3 separate regions of the Homo sapiens genome follow, and regions 1 and 3 are each linked to region 2. The links are chromatin contacts, found by Hi-C or POLR2A ChIA-PET in ENCODE. All regions are on one chromosome and are shown on one strand. The core of a region is the stretch at or near the end of the contact, and the rest is flanking DNA. Distances in the headings are between cores, read along the strand shown.

The links. A loop is a pair of places that touch in the nucleus more often than their neighbours do. ChIA-PET counts read pairs that join two places held with the same protein, here RNA polymerase II (POLR2A). Pooled maps may share reads with other maps.
Region 1: a loop to region 2 is called in a map with no recorded cell type, with 10 times the contacts of the local background. The contact joins two enhancer-like sites. A Hi-C loop is called at or near these places in 11 of 37 single-sample maps with no recorded cell type and 5 of 50 pooled maps.
Region 3: a loop to region 2 is called in a map of endothelial cell of umbilical vein, with 20 times the contacts of the local background. The contact joins two enhancer-like sites. A Hi-C loop is called at or near these places in 2 of 168 maps with a recorded cell type or tissue (GM12878 and endothelial cell of umbilical vein), 30 of 37 single-sample maps with no recorded cell type and 12 of 50 pooled maps. POLR2A ChIA-PET finds 5 or more read pairs at or near these places in 1 of 52 experiments (OCI-LY7).

Annotation. Positions count from the first base shown.
Region 1 is chr1:101,177,841-101,181,365 of GRCh38, reverse strand. No RefSeq gene overlaps it. Among named protein-coding and RNA genes, the nearest start is that of S1PR1-DT, 57 kb to the left of the region's middle. Within about 2 kb of position 2,070, at least 5 of the 41 ENCODE cell types and tissues checked have a DNase peak (open chromatin) inside an H3K27ac peak, as active enhancers do.
Region 2 is chr1:101,434,518-101,438,247 of GRCh38, reverse strand. No RefSeq gene overlaps it. Among named protein-coding and RNA genes, the nearest start is that of LINC01307, 110 kb to the right of the region's middle. RefSeq lists an enhancer at 1,693-1,862. Within about 2 kb of position 1,912, at least 3 of the 41 ENCODE cell types and tissues checked have a DNase peak (open chromatin) inside an H3K27ac peak, as active enhancers do.
Region 3 is chr1:101,134,387-101,138,260 of GRCh38, reverse strand. No RefSeq gene overlaps it. Among named protein-coding and RNA genes, the nearest start is that of S1PR1-DT, 100 kb to the left of the region's middle. Within about 2 kb of position 1,285, at least 3 of the 41 ENCODE cell types and tissues checked have a DNase peak (open chromatin) inside an H3K27ac peak, as active enhancers do.

The sequences.
Region 1 (3,525 bases), core at 821-3,320, 260 kb after region 2:
ACAATGGCAATGTTAGTAGTAGTAAGAGTATCTTTCCTATAGGCTGTCCGGAGGGTTCAATGAAATAGTCTATATAAAGGATTTATCATAGAGCCTGGAATATAGTGAGGCATCAGTAAGTTACTAGATATAGATCCTATTAATATTTGACCTTTTGCTGGTATTTAAGTTCTTTAAATTTAAGGTAAATTTAAGTACTAAAATTTAAGGTATTTAAGTTCTTAAAATACCTTTAAAAAGAGAAGAATGTTAGAAAAAGACTTTTTTATATTTGCTCTTAAAAATGCATCAAAATAGTAATCTTAGAAAAAATTAGAAACTTGTTGGATTTCCCTACACTTACTTTACAGTTTAGAATTTATTTTTATTTTGCATTATATATGGGAGATGGAAGACAGTGTTATCTTCTCTTTACTTATGATCTTCTAAATTTTTTATTTATTTGTTTGTGTAGATATGTATGTATGTATGTGTGTATTTATTTATTTATTTTGAGACAGAGTCGTGCCCTGTCACCCAGGCTGGAGAGCAGTGGTGGGATCTCGGCTCACTGCAACCTCCACCTACAAGGCTTAAGTGATTCTTGCACCTCAGTCTCCTGAGTGGCAGGATTACAGGCACATACCACAAGGCCTGGCTAATTTTTTGTAGTTTTAGTAGAGACAGGGCATCACCATATTGGCCAGGCTGGTTTCGAACTCCTTGCCTCAAGAGATTCACCCACCTTGGCCTCCCAAAGTGTTGGGATTACAGGCGTGAGCCACCGCACCCAGCCTGATCTTCTAATGATTTCTTTATATACTTATTTATTTTATTTGTTATATATTTTTTTGAGACAGGGTCTCGCTCTGTCACTGAGGCTGGAGGGCAGTGATGTGATCATGGCTCACTGCAGTCTCGACCTTCTGGGTTCAAGCAATCCTCCTGCCCTAGCCTCCCAAGTAGCAGGACAACAGGTGTGAACCACTACGCCTGGCTAGTTTTTTAATTTTTTTGTAGAGGCAGGGTCTCACTTTGTTGCCCAGGCTAGTTTCAAACTCCTGGGCTCAAGTGATCCTCCCAAAGTGCTGGGATTACAGGTGTGAGCCACTGCACTTGGCTTTCTAATGTTTTAAATAAGGTCTGCTTCTGAACTCTCCACTCATACCACCTAGAAGTGTACAACTTGGCAATACTGATCTACGTGTAACTTACAAATAGTGGGGTGATGCTTTCGCCTATGTATGAAATGCCTTTTCCTACATTAGGAAATTTCTACTTCAGTATGAACTGGCTAATTGGCTCAAAAGTCACCTCCTGAACAAAACCTTCTCTTACTTCTTCCATGCTACTCCTGAATTCCCATTTTTACTATGACACCATTTACATGCCCAGGCTGTTGTTCTAACCCCGTTGCATTATATTTCCCCATTAGACTGTAAGCTTCTTGAGCAGTTTTTCACCTTTTGTATCTTGCACATTTGGCCACTCGATAAATGTTTGTTGAGTTGATTTGAATTAGAAGAAAATCACCAGATCTCTTCAGAAAGACACAAATAATGACTGGTTTAGGTAATCTAATGGTCTCAAAGAACACAGTACAAAATTGAATAAGTTGGAAGCCAAATATTTATTATTTGCTACTCTTTCATTTTTAATTGAAATATAACACTCACACAGAAAAGTGCCCCAAATTAGTGTATTACTCAATGAATCATCCCAAAATGCATAATTGATCATTAACAAAGTCAAGAAATAGAACATTGTCAGAAGCTCCTCCCATGTACATTTAAGCATCAATTTTTGTAGAGTATTTTCCTTTACACCAGAGACCTTATCTGAGCCTTTCAAAGTTATTCATTTCAAAGTATTCATTTCAAAGAAATGAATACTTGTCCACCCGGCTTTCATTATGGTCTATCGTGGTAGTTGATTGCCAGCCACTGTCACTGACGTGTATTTTCAAATCTTGTCATCTTTGTGAAGAAATATAGACATTTGGCACTCCACTTCTATGTCTTTATGACTCTTGTTTCCACGGGGCCCTACTTCTTCCTTTGTCTCCTTTTATTGTGTGTTCTTTAACCCCACACTCTTCCTCAATGAAACACTTTACCCACTTCCTGTCAACCATCTGACCTCGCTTCTCCTTATAACTCCTCCACTATTGAAAGCTTTTGAAAAACTCCAAAAGGAATTGAATTTTTGATGAGGACTTAAAATAAGATACAAATGTGATTTCTTCATTTGTTCAGACTGCAAAAGTTAAGGGAAATTAAAATATGAAGACGGGTCTATAACAGAGTAGAAAAGATGACAAATTTAGAGAAAATGATTTACTTTTCTGCGTGACAGGCAGAAGAATATAAAGAAACTGAAACCACTGGCAACCTCAAAAGGGTTAATTTTAAGAGTTGTACTCAGGAGACTTATGTCACAGTGATGGAAACAATGCTGCTACAGAAAGCTTCAAAGGTGCAAGTAACTGAAAATGCTATTTATTAGTCAGTTTAGAAGGAAGAAAATTAATAATCACAAGAACTGACTACTTCTCTGGAAATGTCTCATTTCTTTCTATGTCACTGTAAGTTAGCTTTCTCTTTTTTATTATTCTTAACGGTTCTTTCCATTTCTTGTCAGTGTCATGTCATTTGAAGAACTGATATTTGCTGAGATTTGTGAGTATAAGCCATTGCATGCAGGGAGTAAAAGTCTTCTCTTAAATCTTAATGAGGGCTGGGCACAGTGATTCATACATATAATACCAGCACTTTGGAGGCCAAGTGCTCCCAAAGCACTTGGCAGGAGGATCACTAGAGTCCAGGAGTTTGAGGCCGGCCTGGGCAACATAGGGAGAGCCTGTCTGTACCAAAATAATAAAAAACATTAGCTGGGTGTGGTGATGCACCTGTGGTCCTAGCTACTCAGGAGGCTGAGGAGCTACTCAGGAGGCTGAGACAGGTGATGCACCTGTGGTCCTAGCTACTCAGGGAGGATCACTTGACCCCAAGAGGTCAAGGCTGCAGTGAGCCTTGAAAAGATTAGGATCTTTCCATGGCACTCCAGCCTAGGGGAACAGAGTGAGGCCATCTAAAAAAAAAAAAATCCAAAAAAAAAAACCTTAGGCCAGGAGTGGTGGCTCACGCCTGTAATCCCAGCACTTTGGGAGGCCGAGGCAGGAGGATCACGAGGTCAGGAGATCGAGGCCATCCTGGCCAACGTGGTGAAACCCCATCTGTACTAAAACTACAAAAAATTAGCTGGGCATGGTGGCACATGCCTGTAGTCCCAGCCACTCGGGAGGCTGAAGCAGGAGAATCACTTGAACCCGAGAAGCGGAGGTTGCAGTGAGCTGAGATCGCACCACTGCATTCCAGCCTGGCGACAGAGGGAGACTCCGTCACAAACAAACAAACAAATCTTAATGAGATGCCTCTAATTATATTTTGAACTTAAAAAAATGTCCTGGTATATACGCTTCAGCTATTATATATAATGGCAATGCCCAACCTTTTTGGCACCAGGGACTGGTTTTGTAGAAGACAA
Region 2 (3,730 bases), core at 663-3,162:
TGTTGGTAACTAAAGCAGTTCAAGAGGTATGCCTATTGGGGAAGTAGGAGAAGTTAGAGAGGCTTAATTGGGATAGTTGCTAATTCCAAAGAAGAGGAAACATAATAACAAAAATGCTTTTTTTTTCATTACAAAGAAGTTCTCTTTGAACTACAAATATAAGCTCTAGACAAAATGCATTGGCCCAAATATTTAGATTCCTGCTGACAGTCAGAGTCAGTGGTGGACTGATGTCATGCCAACGGACATGCAGTGTGAGCCTTTAACTTAAGAGTGCTAGGGCTAATTAGACAGGAAAATTACACCATGCCACATCCAGTTCTGGAATGTGTATTTCCACTACAGAATAGATAACAACAATGTGTAGCAGTACATCTCACATCTTCAGACTTGATCTAAGACAAAGAACAAAATACTTCAGGAATAATTCCTGAAGAACAGAATGGGATTCAGCCTTTTTTGCCTCTTCACAAACCCTTAAAAACAAAAAAGGCAAGCAAATCTTTTTTATATCTTAATTTTCTTCCACTTTATTCACAAGTTATTTTTTCCCCTTCCTCCTATGGGGTGGGGGATGGTTAGTAAAACAATATGAATAAAAGTAAGCCTCCTCTGTTGAGTTTCTGGTATAGGTGCAGAACAGTGCCAGCCTCTGTTCCTGGTAGCTAGACACTGTGCCTAGTGTGGAAACTCCACACATGCACTCTCCAGTGTCTGGGAAAGATGCCTCCAGCTGACATAGACCAGTCCCTGCCTTGCCCAGAGTCTGAAGCCAGTTTTATCCTGAGTACCTCTCCTCACACCGTGGGAATTCTGATTTTATTTGGTTCTAAACCCCAGTTCGCTGCTAGCTGGAAAGACAAGAACTAGAATCCTGTGCCTCCTCTCCATCTTTAGGAACCTCTACACACTGCAGAGTTGCTAACACAGTTTTCCTAGAAGCAATCATCTAAACCAAACCTATGTCACCAAAAAAGCAGAGCAAAGGCTGGGTGCAGTGGCTCTCACCTGTAATCCCAGCAGTTTGGAAGCCAAAGGTGGGAGGATTTCTTGAGCCCAGGAGTTCAACACCAACCTGGACAACATAGCAAGACCCTGTCTCTAGAAAAAAATACAAAAATTAGCCAGGTGTGGTGGTGCATGCTTGGGCACCAGCTTCTTGGTGAGGCTGAGGTGGGAGGATTGCTTGAACCCAGGAGTTCGAGGCTGCAGTGAGCTATGATCATGCTACCGCACTGAACCTGGGCAGCAGAGCAAGCCCCTGTCTCAGAAAAAAAACAAATTCTTACAACCCCAATAATAAAAAGATAAATAACCCATTTTCTAAAAAAAAAAAAAAAGCAAAGCAAAGAGATAATCAGAAAATAAGTATCTAGAAGAAGGGAAGTATCCAAGAGCAGTGTTCATAGCATCTGATGAGAATTTCTTGTCATCTCCAGTCAAAATTTTAAAAATAACAGCTCCATCACAAAATTATTGTCTTTCCTTATCAGTACATTTGGAAAAACTAACAGACCTTGGTCCCAAGATGTTCATTCAACTGTGGAATTCAGTTCATCAGAATCTCTACAATTTATGTTTTCTAACTATCTCTTTCTAGAATCATCAAAAGTAATTTAGTGCTGATATATGAACCAAATGAAAGTTGTTCTGAGACAACTATTACTCAGGTCAAATTACTTTAATGTCAACTATGTTAATAATAATAGCTTTTCAAGAAATCCTTTATGGAACAAATGACCTTCAGTTTTTGCTCATTGTTCCACTGAAACAACTGAAACACAAGTGAAATATACAGAGAAAGCTCTACAGATCATAGCACCATCTGCATCTCATGCCCATCCTGTTTCACTTCCTTCTCAAAATTATGGTTCTGCTTGACTTTTCCTAGTGATAAAAGTTAAAATAAAACCTGAAAATAAAATATGTAAACCCACGATTATTTATAGTTGCCCAATTTCTTATGACACAGATTTGATCCAGTTCTGCATGACTAAGAAAATTAAGCATGAAACATCTCTTTCAACAGACTTCTCAAGCACTGAGATGCTTTGCGGCAATTCGACACGTGTGTTGGTAGGAAACAAGAAATACAAAGATAGATGGCATCATCTGAAAAGAAAAAAGTGAGGGCCTAGGTCTATGGAGGCAGTTTAATCACTTGCAAGCAGTTTATCATTCAACATAATAACACAGGCCCTAAAAAGCCTGCTCTGACACTCTCATTTGTCCTGTGATAGACTGCTCACTGCATGGGAATTTAATATCCCCAATGCAATCAAACTTTGTGGTGCACAGAATTTGTCCATCATCTATAAGCTAGAAGTCACAATACAACTCACTTCACTCACCAGGGCAGGATGCTGCAAGGGGCCACAGTCTGTCACTGACAGGTTGGTTCTCAACCCAGCTCCCACATAAGACTCATTTGTGAATGCCCAGACCCCACCTCAGAATGTATGAAGCCAGAGCATGGACATTTTTTTTCTCAAAGCAGGTGATTCTATCATAGAGCTTTGTTGAGAATCATAAGGATTCAACATTTGACCTTTCAGCATGATTGCTGGTGGTGTTTTGAAATTTGGTTCAAGGGCAGAGAATACACTACCTTCCAGAAAACTAAAGCAGCCTCATTTGTGAGGCTACATAATAGTTTTCCTTGTAGGTGGGCAGCCCTCAGGGAGTTCTCTGATGGGGTATAAATCTCGTTTTCCATAGAAACAAGCAGATCTCCTGGCTGTTCTGTTCCTGATTAGCCTGGCACAAAAATCTCATGTCCCAGGCAAAGTAGATGTTATTATCATTAGTTTATAAAGAAATGGAAAATCTGAAAGGTAAAATGGCTTGCCTAGTTTCATATTGCTGGCTGAAAATTGGCTGGCTCAAAGCAAAGATTACAATTTTCTATCTCTAAGTTTTTTCCTGATCTTAAAATGTATTGTCTACTGTGTTATCTTCCCATATGAATTAAATTTCAGGTTTAGGAAAATAGGATGTACTCTTTAAAAATAAAATAAAAAAATTTATTTTAGAGTTTATTTTGGAGCAACGATTTTCAAAGTGTAATCCCTGAACCAGCAATATGAGGATCACTTGGGAATTTATTAGAAATGCAAATTCTCATTCGGACCTAGAGAATCAGAAGGTCTGGGGATGGGGCCAGCTCACCAGGTGATTTACATGCCTCCTAAGGTTGGAAAACAACTGTTTCTAACAAAAGCTAAACTGTTAAACTGTAAGCATTTTCCCCAAAACGTTGTTGAAGTAGAACTTATAAAAACACTTTTTTTAAAGTAACTCCAAAGGTAAAGCCAGAGAAAAGTAGTTTTGGCTACTTGATTGCCAGATGTTGGGTCCTCTTGGCTACAAGATAATCATGAGACAATCCTGGGAAATCAGCCCTAAGTCATGTTTTTCTCTTCCTTGAGGAGAGAAGGCATTCAAGTAAAAGTTAAGACAGGCAGAAACAGTTTAAAGCAAATATGTTAAACAAAGAAAGATAATTCTCTGACAAGGAAGGTAACAGGGCTTAATTAGTCCCTTAAACTAGCAGGACATAGAGGAAAAGGCCCTGTGGAGAGAGGTAGACAGGTTTAACAAATCTATTTTCCTTTCCACTCAGGTACATGGCCAGACAAATTCTCCAGCCTCCCTGGCAATAAAGTGTAGCCACATGACTGTGTTCTAATTGATGGAATATGAGTAGAAGAGATGGATGCTACTTCTAGCC
Region 3 (3,874 bases), core at 36-2,535, 300 kb after region 2:
AGTTAAACAACTTGCCCATGGCCACACAGCTAATGAATAAAGAGGCTAGCACCTAACCCCAGAAAAGTCTATTTCCAGCGCATGCATCTCCAACTACTACTGAAAGTGTTACATGAAATAAGGCTTACAAAATCCTTAGCAATCACTTCTTGGGCTTTTGGCTAAGATCAAGTGCAAAATTCTTTTCAGAGTTCCATCCATACAGTAAGTACTCAATGAATTTTATCAATTCTCATTGTTAGTAACAGTAACATTGTAATAGAACTAGTGCTATTAACTGTAGCAATAGTAGTTGTAGTAGCAGCAACACAGGTATATGGAACTTAGGGTCAATGAGTAAGACCTGTTGAATGTCTTGGTTCGTAGAAGAGGACTGAGGAAAGGGAAACTGTATTGGGGAAGACTGATCCAGGTGTTATGGGGGGAGTCCAGATAGAGGAACATATAATGCAGAACCTTGCCCTTTTAACAAATGTAATTGAGCACTAACATAGAATAGAGGTTAAAAACATGGACTTTAGAATTACAAACGCCTATGTTCTGTTATTTATTAGCAATGAGACCTTGGGGGAAATTACTCAACACTTGTGAGCTTTAAGTAACTCACAACTGTACCTAGCATAGTGTCCCACATACAGTAATCATTCCTTAAATGCTTGTAGAATTAACATACTGCTTCATTTCCATACTTTTCCACCCCTCTGCAAAACAAAACAAAACGCTATCCTCAGTACCCAGTTGCTGAGTAAATGTAAATACCTAGGCAAATTCATCCCACTGAGTGTAGCTACTTTTTCAACCAATATAATTTGTCACCCATATCAACCTAACATTTCAGCAGCTTCCTGATCTGTACTAAAAAGCTGTCTTGCACAACTAAAGAAAAATGTGTGATTTGCTATTTCTGGCATCCTGATTCTATGTGGCTACAGTGAGTATTCTTGTGGTCTTCGCTGATCTGAAGCAATTTTAATTTGACGAGGAGGAGGCCATTTCTAAGAGAGTGCCTATTTTTTCCCCAAAGCAGGTCAATTTAAAAGGACAAAGTTCTCATTTTAACTTTGGTGCAATATGCATGAAAATAAACAGATATTAAAAGGAACAGGTCATCTCTTTCATTGGCAAATTTCACTGTAATATTGAATTCTATTTGTGGGGGCACAAAGAAAATAATGGTTTAATTTACAATTGAGAGAGAGAGGGAGGGAGGGGGAGACAGAGAGAGAGAGAGAAAGACCATTACTGCCACCTCTCGCTCACTTCTTCAGAACTGAGAAAATGTTGAAGAAAGTTGGCATTTGCTTGCCAAAGTTTCACACAGACAGTCTGACTTTTGTTTTTACTTCCATGACCTTTAATGGCTTTCAGTGCAGTCAGACCAACTCTGCATATATATTGACACTATGAAAACCACACAGATAAGCAGTTTTGGGTTTTCATGCTTTATTTACTTTGGAGCTTAACAATCATACACATATTTCCCTGTTAGAGGTCCCAAAAGCTTTGTTCTGATCTTGAGTTGCTTTTGTCTGTTATTCAGCGTTTGGATTGCTTTATAATTACTCTATGAATGTATGTATTTTAAACATTTTTTTTTTCTAGGAATAGTTCTATTTTGTTATTGGGTGCACTGTATTTATGTTTCCATTAACAGAAGTATGAAGAGTCCAGTTCAAGCTGAGAAACTCACACTCCACTGCCATACATCTGGGGAGATGCAAACAGACAAGGAAGGAAGGAATTTCTGCAATCACTAGAGGGACAGGTTTTGCAGCAGATCACCCTCACATCTACAGATGCTCTCTATTTCTTTTCACCCAGAGGCTTCAAATTGCCCGTTGACATCTCTGATTTTGCCAAGAGATCACGTGCTTCAGTTAGTTCCCATTCCCTTGTATCATTTAGGACAGAGTAAATTCTTCCAGAACACTAAAGAAATGAAAGTTTTGAAAAATTCGATTTTTTTTTAATGTTTTTAATTGTAGGAAAAGGTACATAAAATTTACCATTTTAACCATTTTTATGTGTACAATTCAACAGCGTTACATACATTCATGTCGTTGTGCAAATATCACCAGTATTCATCTCCAAAACCTTTGTTATCATCCCAAATAGAAACTTTGTATTCAGTAAAAAATAGCTCCTTGTTATCCCTTCCCCACACCTCCTGGAAGCCACTATTCTACTTTCTGTTTCTATGAATTTGACTATTCCAGGTACCTCAGATAAGAGGAATCACATTTGTCCTTTGTGTCTGGCTTATTTCACTTAGCATAATGTCCTCAAGGTTCATCCATGTTGTAGTAGGTATCAGAATTTTAATTTTTTGAAAGCCAAAAATATTGCATTGTATGTATGTATATACCACATTTTGCTGATTCATTTATCCATTGATTGTTCTTTGGGTCATTTCCATTTTTGGCTATTGTGAATGATACTCTTATAAACATTGGTGTACAAATATCTGTTCAGTCTTTACTTTTAATTTTTTTGTGTATAGACATACAAGTGGAATCGCTGAATAGTATGAGAATTCCATGTTAAATTTTTTGATGAATCGCCATTTTGCATTCCACAATGGCAGCACCATTTTACATTTCCAATGGCAGTGCACAAGAGTTCCTATGTCTCCACATCCTTGTCAACACTTGTTATTTTCTTTGTTTTTTAGTAGCCTTCCTAATAGATGTGAAATGCTATTTCATTGCTATATTTTAATTATTAATAAATCAAATTTCTGGCCTAAATTTCCAGATGTTCTTAAAAAAGATTTGGAAGTTACTACAGACAGTTTTATAGTAAATAAAGAATATTTTATAAGATTCTTAATGTGGTGCCATCTTATTTGAGGAAGTGAATAGTTAAACAACTATTAGCTAAATAGCTAAAGAGCCATGCAGGATACACAAATAAGGGAAATAGTCTTAAAGACATACTTTATTGAAATGCACACAACACACAATCCTAATTGGATTAGGTATTTAGAAAACGAAGACAATAGAATCTTTTCCATGTTTCTACATGGGCACTTGATAGCCAGGTACCAAGCTATGGGAAACAGGGGTTGGGGGGTAGCTCAGGGGAAAGGGAATTATACTGCACATCCAGGTGGCCATGTTCAGTTTGCAACTGAGTTTAGAAAACGGGAGAATGCTGAGGCTGAGGGAGACATTTTGGAGTCATTAGCCTATGGTGATGCCATTGGCCTGGAATTGTCAACTCTGTGCAGGCTGAGAAGGGACTCCAAAGGGCAAAATAGGATGCACAATAGTTGAGGGTAGACAGAGGAAAAGGGACAAGGAACAATTATAGAATTAAGAGAAGTGGTTCCCTGGAATCCAGGGAAAGAAAGATTTTAAAAACCAACTTGTCAAAACTGCAGACAGATTGGATAAATAAATAATGAAAACTGCCTACTGGATGTGGCACCTAAGCAGCCATGGGTAACATTCATAGAGCACTTTCAGTTGAGGGGTGGCAGGAGCCTGTAGGAGTGGGAAGAAAGTGGAGAAAGTGAACAGACCTCAGTCTTTCAAGAGGTTTAAGAATGAATAGAAGGAGAAATTCAGGATGGTGAGAAAAGCACTGTTTGTTTTGCAAACTGCAAAAGACTGGAGCTTGTTTATAGGCTAGAGGGAAGGAGCTGAAAGAGAGGAAGAAGCTAAAGACACAGGAAAGAAAAGAGGCAGCTGATAGCTGTAGGTCTTGGAGAAGGTGGGAGGGAATGAAAGCCGGAGCACAGGTGGCTGGATTAGCCTTAGCTAGGAAGTAGGAGTGTGAAACTCTCCTTCTGGAACAGGGAAAGCAGGCAAGGTCACAGCATGCAGAGATGTTTATAGAAGTATCTAGAAGTAGGGGAAGGGCAGGAAGTTAA